Regions from separate parts of the Mus musculus genome. Here region 2 is linked to region 1. The links are chromatin loops, found by intact Hi-C in ENCODE. Cell type or tissue: left cerebral cortex. All regions are shown on one strand.

Region 1 (8,000 bases):
ACACAACAGCAAGCTCCCTCCAAACCAGAAGAGAATAATTCAAGTCATCTCCACAAATGCTGGCAAAACCCAGGCTCAACCCTCCTCTGGGCACTAGCACGGCCTTGGCCTTTCCTCTCTGTCATCCTTGCTTAAATGTGCATCACACCCCCGGGTTCATCACGTGACCAAGCTGGTCCACGGCAGGCTTGACCTTGTAGGTGGGAATGGAGAGGACAAGAGAACCCTGCTCAGAGCTGGACATCTGAAGTAAGTATCTCAGAGCATGAGCAGTTCTGGTCGGCAAGTTGGTATCACCTGTGGAGGTTTTAGCCCGTGGGAACCACATCTGGTCTTGAGTTCTTGGAGTAGATTTGGCTCACCAGTCCCCACCTATCTATCCTTTAAGACCCTTTGGTCCAACACCAGCTAGCTGTGACCTGAGTGCTGAACTCTGCTTCTCCCCACCTCTCACTATTTGGGGGAAGGGCTGTGTGATTTCTTAAGGGGGCTTTTCCCAGGTTCCTCTGCAGAGGCGCATCCACCAACCCACATGCCCTTACAGGTAGGCTTAACAGAGCACAGCAGAAGGGGGGGGGGGGGCTTCACCCTTTTTCTATATGGCTTGGAAGGTGAAATAAGAGTTCCCCAGAGGCAACAGTAGGGTCAATCCTGTTCCTCTCTCCAAGACTGCCTGATTACATGGGGGGGGGGGGGTATGATTGGTATTCCTGATCTGCATTGTGTTGACGGTAGCAGCAGATGACTCTTCCTCTCAAACTCTTCAATTTTCCCCCTCCCCACATCCGCCGCTGAGAGGGGTATACTAGTCGCTCTGGTTAACCACCAGCACTTGCTTGACCCTGCTCTGGACTCAAAACACAAAGGGGAGGGACATGTGGACAGATACCCCAGCCATCCATTCTGCAAAAAACCTAAGCACTTGGGTCTTGCAAATCTCCAGTGACTCCTGACCTTGAGTGGCTACTCGGTCTGACAAGGCCTGCGAACCTGCAGCTCCTCCGCCCCTTGCGGGCTACCACTCCTCCCGCCCCACCGCGCGGAACAAGCTGCAGGCGCGCGCGCGCCTTTGTGCGCGGGCACACAACACACACACTACTACCTCCTGCATGACTCATCACTGAAGCAACAATAGGCAGAAAGAAAGGGAAGGAGGGCGAAGAACTCCACCACAACACTACCGACTGAAGGGTTCTGAGGGGGTAGGGGAACCAGGAATCCCTAGGAACTGCACACACACTGCTTCAGAACTGAGGCCCTCACAAGAGGCTGGAAAGCGGGGGTCTTTTCCCTTCGGCCCCTATTTAAGCAGCACTCGAAGGCTAGGGACCATAGCCAAAGCGGGTGGATGACAGTCTCATAAACCCTCTTTTAGCCTCTGAGGGCGCGCCAAAGTTTACCCTTCTTAGGCGAGCTTATAACAATGTGGCCGGGTTGTTGCCAGAAGGGCTTAGGGACACTGTTAGTGGGTCAGTGAGATGTTACTTATAGATGTCACCCTGAGATTCTGAGGATTCCCTCGCTACAGGATCAAAAACAGGAGGATCCAGCAAGAGCCTAGGTGAACATAGCTCCTCCTACCCAGGGCAAAGGCTCTCCCTGGGAGATGGCCAGCAACCAGAGCTGGAGGCCAACCCGACTCCAGGCCCCTCGCCAGCCCCGCCCAGACCCCGCCCCTAGGCAACCGCGAGGCGGTGAGGAGGGGCCGGGCCGCACAGTCCCCAGCGGGAGTGTCCCCCGTGCACGTGGTCGGGGGCGGGGCCTGACTACGTCAGCAGTCCGGGTAACCAACGGGCTTGGGACGCAGGCACACGCAACATTCCAGCCAAGAGCGGGTTTGAAACGCGCAGACACGCCACATTCCACACCGGCTAAAGCAGGGCAAGGCAGGGGGGCCTAGGGCTGCCCCCAGCGACCCGCGGGACACTCACATGCACCCAATCAGCGCAGCTCTCAGCCAAAGCTAGACGTGCGACCCAGCCCAGCTCTGGGAGGCGGGGTCAGGCGGGGCTGGCCAGGATCATAAGACACGCGATGTCATTTCATTCTGCAAAGGCCGCCTCCGCCCCAAGCAGCGCGTAGATCTGCCGGGAGCGCTCCCCGCACCCTCCAGCCCAGGCCAGGGAATCCGAAGAGCAGCTCGGCGTAGAGTATTCCCCACCCCCACTCAGTTACGCACACGCCCACTCGTGTGCTGTACAAACACACCCGTGTACAGGTCCGTTCATCCGCTCTTCCCCGGTTCCCATCACACATCATCTTGGTGCTCACACGCAAGCACACGCGGGTCTGCCACCCCCACACATCAACATCCCTCTCCCCATCCCCCGGTTCACACATCCTCAATGGTAGCGAGGGCGCCGCCCGCCCACAACTAAGGGGCCCCCCACTGAAGGTGTACGGGGGTGCCAGTCAGCTAGGGTGGTACCCGCAGAAACTGGGTCCTTCTTTGCATGTTAATGAATTCATTAATTATTTTCAACGTTCGCATCACTCCTCCCGGACGGCAGCTCTTGCGGGGAGTTTGTGCCCGGCTTTTTAGGTCGCGCCATAGAGGGGCCTCCCTGCGATTTCCAGTGGGTTCAGGGATCGGGGTCACTGGCCTCCCCTTCTGCCCAGTGCCCCAGGGGCCCAGCCGGGCCGCTCACCACGTGCTCTCTGTTGTTGCTGCGCTTGCCATTCCAGGAAGCGGGCCGCCTCCAGTAGCGTCTCTATGCTCATCGCGGCGAGAGCAGCCGGGGGCGCGCCGGGGCCGAGGCTGCGGCCCGCGAGCCAAGCACAGGTCAGGCTGGCGGGCCGGCAGGAGGGAGGGATCACCTCCGGGGGGCGACAGGGCTGGGCGGCGCAGCGCACTCCTCAGAAAAGAACGGGGGAGCACGGGGAGAAAAATCAATGTCTCCCAAAATATTTGCAAAATAAAAATTTGCAAATTAAAAAAATTTTGATGCAAAAAATAAAAAAGGCGGCACTGCCTTCTTCCTTCCTTCTTCCTCTTCCTCCCTTCCGATGCCTCCCGCCCCGCGGCCCCCGGAGTCCCGCCGACAAGAAAGGGCTTTGCAACAAGATGGCGAGGAGGCACCGACACACACAACAAGGGAAGGAGCCGCGCTGCCCCCGGCCGCCGCCCCCGCTACTACACCGGGGCCGCAGCCAAAGCCCGGACCGGAGCCCCCGCCCGCAGGGCCGCGGCGTCTCACTGAGGGCGGGGCCGCGCCAGGGATGGCCCCGCCCACCGCGCGCGCACACGTGGCTTGGGTGGGGGTGAGAAGATGGAACCAGGCTTCCTCGCTGTTTCCGCTTTCCCTACTTGCCCCTCCTCTCCGTGGCCAGCCACAAGTTAAACGGGGTTTGCGTGCTTAGGGCATTCACGGCGGGATCTGCCTTGCTGAGAGAATGGGAAGCCCAAGGCTTCGGTTAGCTGAGACAGCGGTGACACAGGTCAGGGAGACCTATAGTCTGACCCCTAGGTCTCTTCGCCCCACGTAGACACGACCTAAATCCCGCAGCCGTCCGGTCTGTCGCAATTCCCCCCGGGATCCGCCCCTGGGCGGAGCTGACAGCAGGCTGCTAGAGTCCTGACAGAGGGACGGGAGAGCTGATCCCGTTCCGGATTTTGTCTCTGTTCCTCCCCCCGCAGTGCGTTCGCATCCTATTAGGCTACATCACCAGGCCGCCCGCCAATGGGCGGGCAGGACAACACGGCATGGAGCAGCTCCACATGGACACCCCGCGCCGCCAGCCTTCGGTTTAAAGGGACAGTGTCTACAGGGTCGTATTAGCGGGTGCGGATAGGGCCACCGGGTGACGGAAGGGTGAGACACCTACAGGGGAATTCCGCAGTCCATCCCCTGCTTTACATTACCCTCCCATTCAAAACCAGGGCTTACTTCCCTTCTCCTAAATTCTTTGTCCACCGGTTTCTGATATGGGTGGGGACTAAAAGTGTGCCACTCTAGAGGGCACCTCGTTGTTGGGCCCCGGCACCAGTAATCAAAAGGAGAAGCGTCCAAAGCCCAGGCCGAGGAGGCGTGGCCTAAATCAGGAACAACAACGTGGAGGGCGGAAGCCGCGCGCTACCCTAGCGGCCCGCTGGGCGCGGGGCGGGGTCGCTCACTGTGTTGGGTTGGAACCGCGCACTCTCCTAAGCTCGCCAGTCAGTCTTTATCTTGGCTGCAGGGCTTAGGACTGTCCCTAGGTACAGTCAGAAAGATCTTTGAAGTCAGCTTGCCCAAATCATTGCACTTTGCAGGTAAGAAAACTGAGGCCCAAGTGAAGGGACTACTCCAACTGCTCCTTGTTCATTGAGCAACTCGTAGTCTAGTCAGACCTCTCTCAACCGCCAGCTGCCTCTTACCACCTCGGGTCCTCGCAAAAGTGAAGAACTATCAAACTGCAGTTCAGGAAGGGGGCTGAGCACTTACATCTTCTTGATTAGGACAACAAAAATATCCTACATCTGGAACTCTCTTTGGTGGAAAGCCATACAATCTCCATTCGTACAGTTAGCATTGAAAAGCACTAGAATATTATGGGCACAACGAAGCCGATGCAATTACTCTCAGTGCTAGGGATAGTCAGTTACCTGTTAATGCTTCAACCTCCATGGTAGCCAATGCAAGGGAAATGGAGACATGCCAGTCGGTGCTTTCAGGATCTTGGGCTCCATCGCACAGCACCGGAAACCCAACCATAAGATCGTAGAGCGGGCCACCGTGACAATCCAACCTATCCAACATTACCTGCCTACTTCAGGAGCTGCCAGGAACACAGAACAAAAGAGGGTGGCGGGTCTCCCTTCCCCTTCAGGTTTATCCTAGAGAAAGACACCCGGCACAGCTGAATGGAGTCTTTGATCTTGATGTATTGAACTGTAGCGTGTGAACCTGAGCATGAATAACTCTTATGCAAATGTCCAGTGTCACTAAGAAGCTAAAGCAAAGGAAAATACTAGGGATATACTAGGTAACATTCATTTAACAAGCACATGCCAGACAACTGGCTAAGTATGTTTATAGGTAAGACCAGGTGATCTTTAGTGAGAAGGTAGACTCTTGAGAGCCCAGTTGTCTACAGGTTAAGCAGCCTTTTCTTAGAAGCCTACAGGGGTGCAGGCTCTGCCTTTCCATCCTGGTGTCTACTTGCTTTGGGTGTTATTGCACCTGACCTACACATACTACAGAACATGGAGATGCCAGAGGTGGCGCTACCGGCCTTTTTGTTGTTGTTTTGCATGGAAGCCAACACCATTCACTCAAACTGTCCAGCTTGTCCTGTCTCCCTCAAGTGGCCCACAGCAATCATACAAAGCCAAGTGCTTCTAATCTTGTGAAGGACCAGTTCTGTGACAAAAAAGAAATTACTTTTCTGAGCAGTATTTTGAAAGCATCTCCCTTCTCTCAGGGAGAGGAAGTGAAAGTGGAATGAAGGCACACTTGAATGCTGGCCTTTCCCTTGCCCCCAGTACCCCATCTGCTTCAGGGCTTAGCAGAGATGCTTGCTATTTAAAACAAACAGCCTTACAGGCTTCACATGATCATGTTTATTTAGGTCACATGGGGACAGCAGTCAGGAGATGTTAGGCAAAACCAAGGATTTAGAAAGGCATTTGCAAGGCCTGTTATTGCCTTTAGGAGCCTAAAAATGGCCACCAGATTTTTCTCATCAACCAAGGTTTCTGGAAGTTCAGGAGTGGACAGTGGGGAGGTGAGACACCTAGAGGGAGGCACAGAAGAGGGAAATGAATGGGAGGGCTGTTTTAGTTTCCTGTTCCAATGGGTGGAGCCAGGGCATAAGTTGGCAAGCACATTCACTCAAGGGAAAGTCTAGTTTGATGTTTCAGCAAAAGCTTCGCTGGGTTGGAGAATGATCCCAGAGCCAGCCATCTTCTAAAACGTACTCAAGTCCTGTTGTGTCTTTTCTAGCTGCTGAGGATGTCTGGGTCAGGAGGGCAACAGGATCTTCTATCACTTTTTCATGCAGATTTCCAACGCCTTCCTTCTGTCTTGTGCTATTCCTCAATGCCTACTGCTCATTCCATAGCAAGCCTTCCTCCCTTGTCTGTGCTGAGTTCCTGTCCTCGTACCATTCATCCCGACAGAGCCACACACTTACAGCTCCAGTGCTCTAGGAAATGACTTCCCTGACCACAATGGGATGTGGGAACGGGTGTGGAGCTCAATACACACATATTCACACTATTCATACTATTCTAGGAGACGCCCCATCCTTTTAGCCTTGACTTGGTATCTTGATTAGTTTTAGGTAACTTTTCACCAGTCATAATTAAAACAAGGCCAAAGGGAAAGAGCCATCTATAAATAAGGGACATTAGACAGCTATGCTCAGGGATACACTAGGTAACATTCATTTAACAAGCACATGCCAGACAACTGGCTAAGTATGTTTATAGGTAAGACCAGGTGATCTTTAGTGAGACGGTAGCATTGGCTTGTACACTCACATCAGGAAGAATTCATTTTGTTGTTCTCCATATTGGATACAGCAAGAGACAATGCAACTACTCCAGGCACTGCAGGCTATGAAATACTAAGTTTAAGTCGGGCTCCTAGATCTCAATTTCCTCCAACCAGGCATGGTGGCTCACACCTTACCACCTCAAAACCTGGGCTCACGCAGAGGGATGGCTTCCCAGCTTTTGAGGCCTGCTTGGACTACAAAATGAGACCGTTTCCAAAACACACCAAACAACATCGAAGAAATGAAGTGTGTTTGGGGCTGGGCTACCCTGAACCCAAGTCTTAAAGGCATCAGGATAATCGTAAGTTATGCTGGCAGAGGTACCCTTGTGAGGCCATCTGTCCAGTCATCAGTGAAGAAGGCTCCCCAGAGTCTATACTTCCCCTTCCCAAACTGGTACAGCTTACGTCCTCCTCCTGTCTAACCTACTTCCCTGCACTTCCTCACTGCATGTCACCGCTGGAAGAGCGTGATTACAAGGTCTAAGATCCCAAGAAAAGGTGATCTTATCAAAGGTCACCAAGCTGTCAAGTTGAAAACTGGCCTGATCCTCTTTTCTATCTGGGCTAGTCAAATCTGGGCAAGTACTATCTGTATGGGGTCCAGAGTCCCTGCAAGTCTCCCGGAAGTGAGTGGACAAGGAAAGAAAGCACACATGCGTACGCACACACCATTGCTAAAAACAGATAATCATTAACTCTGCTTAGTGTCGTTCCATATGCAGGTTTAGTCTGTGAATGGTTTGCCTTGGAAGAAGCTCTGACTGAGCCTGACCAGTGACAGAGGTGAAGGGTAGAGCTTTATCCAGGCACCCATCCTGGGTATGAGTACTGAGTAATACAGAGACGGAGCTCAGGCTCCAGGCCAGCCTGGTCTACAGAGTGAGTTTCAGGACAGCCAGGGCTACACAGAGAAACCCTGTCTTGAAAAACAAAAACAAAAACAAACAAACAAACAAACAAAAAAAAAAAAAGGAAGAGAAAGAAGGGGAGCTCAGAAACAAGAAAGGAAGAGCCTTTGCCTCGGTTTCTCTAAGCACCTTGCTGTCTTCTCTGGAGTGGAAGCTGTGGGTGCCAGGGGGTGAAAGAAGCTGATCCATTGTTAAGGCATAGGGAAGCATGAGGACTTCAGACTTGCCTTTGAAGGAAAAAGGATGTGGCTTCCGGAGTCAATTAATTCAGGTCAAGGGAGTGGGTCCTGGCAGAGCTGTGAGTAAAGAGAGGCGGAGTCACACAGTGTGACTCAAGAGGCAGCTGGATCACTCAGGGGTGGAGATGTGCTGAGATAGGGAAGGTCCTCTCAAGGCAGAGGGCTGAAACAATGTCAGTGCTCTCGAAAGGCCTACTATGGGGTTCATACCTAACAGGCAATAGAACAGCCTCCCGTGGGCAGTGCTGGCGCCACTCTTCAGGGCTTATCGGCCACAAGCTACCTTGAGGTTCCACTTCCAGGTTGGGAATGGGCAGGGGAGGGAGTCAAAGAATACAGTGTACATATCTATCCCCTGCCTGTCCTGTGCCCGT
Region 2 (8,000 bases), 180 kb after region 1:
AGGGCACATTCCCCCTGCCTCTCATTCTGTTCAAGGTCGGGCAGAAGGACAACTGAGGGCCAGGCGGCCCCACTGGCTTCAGGACCTTGGAAAGAACTACTACTAGTACTTAGGCCCACCTCCCCACATACCTCAGAAATGGAACCACTGCTAGCAAAGCCATTAGGGGAACATAGGAACCCAGCACTTGGGGTACCTGAGCCCCTGTGGACAGAAGGCATAGGGGGCAGGCTGGCAGGAGCAGAGCTCAGCAAGGGGGTCCTCTCCTCAGCTCCATCTACACCAGTGGTAGGCAGGACTGCTTCAGCCAGCTGCTGACAACAGCTGGCACAGACCCGGGCCCAGGCCATCAGATAGCCACCCCTGGTCCACCAGCTACCGACAGAGCACCCTGCTTTCCTCTTAGGTCAAAGGACTGGCTGGGGCCTCTGGCTCCTGTTGTCTCTTGCAGGTGACCTGGCAGCTGGCCTCTTCCTGAGAGTCACTGGTTCTAGTGAGAGGGGGATGGGCTCCCAATCTCCCAGAGGACAACTGCACCCAAGCCTCAGGACTTCAAGCTGCACCAAGAAGCTGGCAGACTACCTCTTCTCTTCCCAGCAGCCTGTGCGCCACCAGGAGAAAACCAAATGTCTCCCCTGGGGAAAAACAGAGCTGCCAGCAAGAGGCTGAAGGCCATCACACTGTGGAGAAGCAGCATGCCCAGCCTCGCCAGAGCGCATTCGCAGGGCCTCTGACTTGTTGCCAGGGCCCAGTGAGAATTGCTCTGGCATCCATACTAACCAGCATGGGGGTGGAAAGGGGGACAAGGCTCTCACTCCAGGGCCCTCCATTCCCAGGGACAGCTAAGCAGACCGTTGGCTTCTCTTCAGCCCTAACAGGTTCTGAGCCTCACACTATGACCTGAGGCAAGAAGGGTCAGATCCAGATAGAGCTCCATCCCTTTTAACCCCCTCTTCAAACACACCCTAATCCTGGGAGGGGAGCAGGCAGCCTGGTAACAATGCTAAAGGAGTCTCACTCAAGTTAACGTTAAGCCAGTGCTCACTTGAGGCCATCTCCCCAGAAGGACCATATTCAAATCAACTATCCCATCTCATTCAAGGAAACTAAAGCTCCACACAGCTTATAAGTGAGCTGTCCAAGGTCACAGAGGCAAAAGGCTGTGAAGCTAAGTCTAGGAAAAGGGATGTGTGTCGAAGTTCCAAACCCAACCTCTGCACGCTACTTTTAGAGTAAGGTCTATTGCCATTCTCCCCAAGAGACCAGGCTACAGCAGTGCCTTCCCCTGGAAGCCTAAGGACTCAGTCCAGGTGGTGCATGAGGCCATAGATGACCCAAGTCTCTACTCCCTTGCACTCAGATCCTAGAGGTCTTTGAAGACCTAGGTTTTAGGGAAGTGAAATAAAAAGGCAATCCTCTGCAGAATGGGACTAACTGCCTAAATGGCACTTAGTACACTGCTAACCTCCACCTACAGTCTCTAGGAGAGATCCGAGCGGAAAGACAACACACAGCCTTCCTAGGCCTAGACAGCACTCCCCTAGCCAGAGATGGTCACAGGCAGGAGTTACAAAGGGGTCTGAGTAACCACAAGTAGTCTCTGTATGCCACTCCAGTCTGACAGCATCTTCAGAGACTATGCCAGGGCCAGGCCACACCCTAGCTAAGGAATCAGCAGGTAGGGGCAGAACAGGAAGTCGAACTCCAAAAGATACACTGCCCCATCCTTGAACCCAGGGCTTCAAGACAAGAGGACAGAGGCAGAGAGACAGCTTATGGAAGATCCTGCTTGCCTCCTTCCTGTTTCCCCAGACCAGAAATAGGTCTTCAAGGTCCAAGTGTCTTCTCAGACACCACCCAAAAAGAGCTTTAAGATCCTGCTGGAGAGCTTATAAGCCCCTAAATTCTCCCCTCGTCTGCCAAGTCCCCTTCAGTTTCCACGCCCAACTCAGGGAGCCCTCCCCTGTACAGAAGGAACCTGACACACCACTGTGAACTTGAAAAACCTGCCTGTTCTCTTAACCCCTAAAAGTTACTTTATTCTTAAGGTAACTGTCCCTGGCCTGCCTCGATCGCCTCCTCAAAGGTACTGGAGAGCTCTAGAAAGAGGGGCTGTGGGTCAGGGGCTACACTTTGATACCCATGCAGAAACCTTACCATGGGATAGCAGATGGGTGGGGGAGGGCAGGGGGAGCAGGACAAACACGACACAGGCTCCATTTATGTCTTTCTTCTTTTGAACAGATCCAAGATGGCCGGATAGTCTGTTATCTATACCAGTTTTCTGGGACACAGAAGCCAAGATCCTACCAAGTAGAAAGTCCTGTGTGTCCCCAAGATGAAGAACTATGCTCTGACCCCAACCCAGCACCCCCTGACACACACACACACCCAAGAGTCCCTTAGCATATAGTTAAGGGAGCTTCATTCATCAAAAATCCTCCACTACCATTCCAGTTCCTAAATCCCCTGAATCACATACATAATAACCCAGCATGCCCACCTCAGCTTCCTCTAGGCTGGGCTGGGGTAGACTTGGCATGCTAGCCGTAAACTGGAAATCCAAATGCTTCCCTGGACAATGAAATCACTATGACCTTGGACAAGCTGCTTCATATCTCTTCAGATCTCTTTGATGGAGGGGAAACAGGCAGCTCTAACCTTCTCTTACCCAGCCTGCCCATGGATTCAGAGCCACGACATTTTTCAGCACTTCTTGTGCTTGGGTACAACTCAGGCCTTGTCTTGGGCAAGGTAAGTCCACTGTGATGGATAACAGTCTAGCAAGTGCTAGGCCCATTAGGGCCATCCTTACTCCCGTGTTAGCCTTAGTCTGCTCACCGGAGCTGGGAAGAATAAGGAGATGAGCTGAGGAAAAGAGAGATAAAGAGGGTCTGCACTCACTGGCATCCTGGGTAGAAAGGACCAGGCTGGCTCTGAGGAAAAGTGAGGAGGCCCTAGGAAGGGGTTTCCAGTTTCAAGGCTGGAGCCTGAGACTTGGTAAAAAACTAACAGAAAGGGCACAGGCTAAGTACAAGAGAAGTAGGCCCCACCCCTAGACAAGCCTCTGCCACTCCCAAAGCCACCACCACACAGCCCCCACGGGGGAGAGCTGGGCGCTCCACTCCACACTAATGACCTTTGCCTTAAAAAAACAGCAGCTCTAGTCTGACCCACTTTTCGCAATAAGGCAGGTTAATGATCAAGTTCAGGCACAAACACCTCCCCCTGACAAACAGCTAGGCTTTGCCCACACACAGGCAGGACCCCAAACCCCTGATCAAGTGGAGGCCAGTAACTAAAAGAATTGAGACCACAGCCTGATGACTTGGGGTTAAGCCCTTGTCTCTAAGAATGTACCAGAGACAACCCACCCCAATAACACACACACACACACACCCCAACTTGCGCTCTTCCCATAGTCCAAGTTTGGGCAGCTCCAAACTGAGCCTCACTCACAGTGCTGCAGCTCTGCCGCACAGGAACGTCTAGGACAAGAGAACCAGAAGGTGGCAGGGCCGCAAGTGTCACTGCCCCCAGCCCCAAGAGCTCCCCAAGCAGGGGCGCGGAGGGGGTGGGGCCGCCGATTCCATCGGTCTGCGGCGGCGGCGCACCCTGAAACCAAACCGCGTGTGCGCGCACGTGTCCCCGCGATCTTGCGCGAGTGTGTCCGCCGTGGATGCCCTTCCACGGTCCCCACGTGCGAAGTCCAGGCCGTAGCCGGGGGTGCCACTGAAGGTGACCTTCAGGGCGGGGGCGGCCCAGTGCACCGCCCACACTGACGCGGAGGGAAGACGGTTGTTCCCACCGAGTCCCGAGCCCTCCGGCCGGACTCGGCCCGGGCTCTAGCCCAGCTGTCCCTGCCCCCGGCCCACTCACTCACCAGCCGCGTTCGGCCGCCCCTTGCCGCCGGCCTGCGAGCCGTGCTCCCGGGCGCTGTCGGCCGGGGCGGCCGCCGGCAACTCGTCCGTCTTGATGACCATGGCGGGAGCAGGCGTCCGGCTCGCCTGTCCGCGCCGCACGCCGCGCCACTAACCCAAGTGCCCTGCGCGCCACGGCCGCTGCGGGAAGGACGGAGTCACCGGCCCACGTGGTGCGCGCTTTAGCCTTTGACCCCGCCGCCGCTCCCCTACCCCGCCCTCGCGCCCGGCCTGCCCACGGCAGACGACGAGGGACAAAACACCGAGCACTCCGTAGTCAGTTCACAGATTCAGTGACTCTTTCAAAGCCTTAAAGGCAACGCGTCCGGGCTCAAAGGGGAGAGGCCTCGGCCCCCTGGTGAGGCGGGGCTTCCGGGAGACGTTTCCTAGGTTCGCCGCCCGTTGGGCGGGCGCCGTGACCTTGGGTGGAGACTTGTCTAGGACTGCCTTCGCTCCCTATTCCCCCTCCCCCAATGACCCTCTGCTTCTTATTGAGCATCTGCCAAAAGACCGCGTCGTTCTAAAGCAGCTTTGTTATCACGACCCTCTGTATCCTCCTCACCGAGTGGGCTCTTTCCTACTGAAGGGAAGGGTCTAGAGTGTATTTGGATTATTGAGGAAGATCGCTTCTAGGCCTTTTGGCTAAGATCAAGTGTGGATTATTGAGGAAGGTGTGCAGGTTGCAAATATGCATAAAGTGTCAGAAACAGACTATGAAAACTTGGACTCAGCACCATGGGCTCCTCCCCTATCTGTGTAAAACACACACACACTCACTCACTTCCAGGCCACTATCTTGGTTTACAGTGAAGGACAATGAGGGCCAAAGTCACAGAACAAGTTCAGATTTAGACCAATAAATAGATCCTTACTATAGTTGTTATCTATTTTTCAGTTCTTTTGGTTGGGTGGGGAATAAGGAGTGAGGTCCATGATTGCTGGGGGAGGGGGGGTACTTTTCTTGTGTGTGCCCTACTGAGTATTAAATTCAGGACCTCTGGCATGGTAAAGGTGTCTACTGCTGAGAGACAACCCTAGTCTCAGGTGATATTGAAACCAGGTCTATCCAGACAGTTATGTTCAGGCAGAGAGGGGACAGGGTAAGCCTTCCATGCACAGGTGGAAAAGCCCTTTGTGAAACACTAAACACAGTCTTTACACTTGCTAGGATTTAATGGACCCTGGCAATCTGAGGCTGAGATGGGAGCGGTCTACATACACCCTTGTATACATTGCAAAGGAAAGTTAAATCTGCTTTCCTTTTAGAGATCTAGTGTGACCACAAGGGCCTGCAATCCCAGTTCTTGATAGGTAAAGGCTGGAGGACCTGAATTTGGAGACCAGCTTGGGCTACATAGTAACACACTGTCAGAATAGAATACATAGGAAGTTCAGTTTGCCCCTAGAGCACATGTGATGATGAGAACTGAAGCCAAAAGAAGAAGGAACCCTCCATTGAAGGGAGAGGGAGGAGAGAAATGTATGTGTCAGAAAGATCCTCTTGACTGTTATGTGAGGGCAAAGGAGAACTGAGCAGGACTAAGGAGAAGTGATTTCAGGCTATTGCACAAGGAAGTTGGAAGAATGACCAAGACCTTATTGCTGGGTGCACATAGAAATCAGGCAGCAGGAACCTGGCTCAGTGTTTCCATCCGTCATCCCAGCACTCAGAAGGCAAGGAGAGAATATAAAGGGTTTAAGGTTAGCCTGGGCTTCCTGGCTAGACCCAGTCTCAAGAAAACACACAACAAACAAACAGACAAACAAACAAACAAACAAAAGGCAGGCAAGCAAGGTGTGTGTGGACCTGACATCGAAGTGGACTGGAAGTCAGTCCCTAGGAACCCGTACCTGTCTCTTGTAGTGAACTTGAGCAAATCACTATCATCTTGCTGAATCTCAGGTGTTTTGCTGTGTGTAGATACATGTTTGTGTGTTCTTGCCTTTACTACATTTTTATTGTGTGTGTGTGTGTGTGTGTGTGTGTGTGTGTGTGTGTGTGTGTGAGTGAGTGCATGTCCTTCACCTCACCTTATTTCTTAAAGTAAGGTCTCTCTCACACTCTCACTGAACTTGGAGCTCAGCAGTTAGCTAAGCTGGCTGGCTAGCTAACAAATCTGAGGAATTCTCCAGTTTCCATCTTGGGTGCTGGAATTGTAGGGGACTATCCTTATGCCTGGCTTTGTACTTTACTAACTGAGCCCTGTGCTTTTGTTTTTACTTTTAATTATATGTATGTATATATGGCATGTACGCACATGTGTATATGAGTGAGTGAGTGAGTGAGTGAGTGAGTGAGTATGTGTGTGTGTGTGTGTGTGTGTGTGTGTGTGTGTGTGCAGTTGCTGACCTGGAAAGCTCCAAGCAATGTCCTGTGCAAGGCTGCAAGACTGTCTGAGTGTTCAGGGCACACCTTGAGTGCTTCTGGGTGGAGACTATTCTTTGGTTGCTTGTTTGAGAAAGGGGTCTTATTCTATAGTTTAGGCTGGCTTGGAATTCACGACATAAATTACAGGGATGCACCATCACAGCCAACTTTACTTAAAAATTTGCACAGATAATAAATTCACATTGTTCCAAATCCGACAAGTAAAAAGGACATAGAGTGTCAGGAATCCTGCTCAGCAGGTAGCCTGACCCCCCCCCCCGCCCCCCCCCCCCCCGCCTGCTCCTGGACTGAGCAGCTAGCAGAGTGGCAGAAGTCTGTAATCCCAGAGGCAGGGGGATCAGAAATTCAACTACATAGTGTGTTAGAGACCAGCCTGAGAACTTTTCTAAAAATAAATAAATAAGAAATAAGCACCACACAGTCAGGCATGGTGGTGAACACCTGAAACCCCAGCACTTGAGAGGTAAAGGCAAGAGAATCAAGAGGGGAAATTTTTGTCTGTCTTCTTTCGTCTGTCTCCTTCCTTCCTCTTTTTCTTTCTTTCTTTCTTTTCTTTTCTTTTTTTTTTTTTTTAAGATTTTTTTTTTTAGTATGCGAGTGCCCTGCCACTCTGTCTCTCCAGACACACCAGTAGAGGACATTGGGTCCCATTACAGATGGTTGTGAGCCACCTTATGTTTGCTGGGAATTGAACTCAGGACCTCTGGAAGAACAGTCAGTGCTCTTAACCACTGAGCCATCTCGCCAGCTTCTCCTACCCTCCTTCCCTCCCTCCCTTGTTCATGCCCATCCAAACAGCCCAACTTACTATTTTTTTTGTTCTGGTTTGGTTTGGTTTGGGTTTTTTTGTTTTGTTTTGTTTTTTGTTTGTTTTGTTTTGTTTTGTTTTTGTTTTTGTTTTTTGAGACAGGGTTTCTCTGTGTAGCCTTGGCTGTCCTGGAACTCACTTCGTAGACCAGGCTGGCCTCAAACTCTGAGATCCTCCTGCCTCTGCCTCCCAAGTGCTGGGATTAAAGGGATGAGGTACTACCACCCCAACCAAGTTACCAATTCTTATACCTTACTAGAGATATAGCATATAAAGTATTTATGCATAAATGTGCATGTATATTTTCTTTTTTCTATATTCTATTCTCTTTCTTAATTTTAAGAGTTTGTTTTATATTATTTTATATTTTTATTTGTTTGGGATTTTCAAGACAGGGTCTCTCTGTGTAGCCTTGGCAGTCCTGGAACTAACTCTGTAGACCAAACTGACTTTGAACTCACAGAGATCGATCCACCTGCCTGTGTCTCTGGAGTGCTGGGATTAAAGGTGTACTCCACCACTACCGGGCTACTTAGAGTATTTATTTACTTATTGCTTTTTATGTGTTTGGGTATTTTGCCTGGGCTGGTCTTATAAACAGTTGTGAACCACCATAGGGGGCAAGAAACCCAGTCCTCTGCAAGACAGCCAGTGCAATCAGGCCTGGTGGCATATGCCTTTGCTCCCAGGACTAGGCAGACAGAGACATATGGATCTCTGAAGGCATCCAAAGCTACATGCCGAGACCTTGTCTCAAAACAGGGGCAGCTAGTACCCTTAACTGCTGAACCATCTTTTCCACACCCCAACTTTTTTTTATTAGATAAACATATGTCATTATCTCTACTCTGATTTTTTTTAAAAAAGATACATTTATTTATTA

What was found. Peaks named below come from ENCODE experiments on the same cell type or tissue, not always from the same donor. Only the 100,000 strongest peaks of a DNase experiment are listed, where the experiment ranks them.
Region 2: it touches region 1 in a loop (2.4-fold over the local background); 16 of 42 quality-filtered maps call a loop at or near these places.

The regions. Positions count from the first base shown.
Region 1 is chr11:74,826,050-74,834,049 of GRCm38, reverse strand. It overlaps Mnt (max binding protein), which reads right to left and starts at 3,126. Exons shown (of 6, transcript NM_010813.3): 1 at 2,649-3,126. The coding sequence starts at 2,721. It also overlaps a transcript of Mettl16 not described here. In left cerebral cortex, CTCF peaks have their summits at 3,114, 4,093 and 5,198; DNase peaks (open chromatin) are centred at 4,016, 5,237, 5,417, 5,771 and 5 more places; H3K4me3 peaks cover 3,944 bases; H3K27ac peaks cover 4,828 bases.
Region 2 is chr11:74,645,578-74,653,577 of GRCm38, reverse strand. It overlaps Cluh (clustered mitochondria (cluA/CLU1) homolog), which reads right to left and starts at 4,074. Exons shown (of 26, transcript NM_001081158.3): 1 at 3,884-4,074. The coding sequence starts at 3,983. In left cerebral cortex, no CTCF peak of the experiment used is centred here; DNase peaks (open chromatin) are centred at 625, 3,700 and 4,200; H3K4me3 peaks cover 2,324 bases; H3K27ac peaks cover 1,986 bases.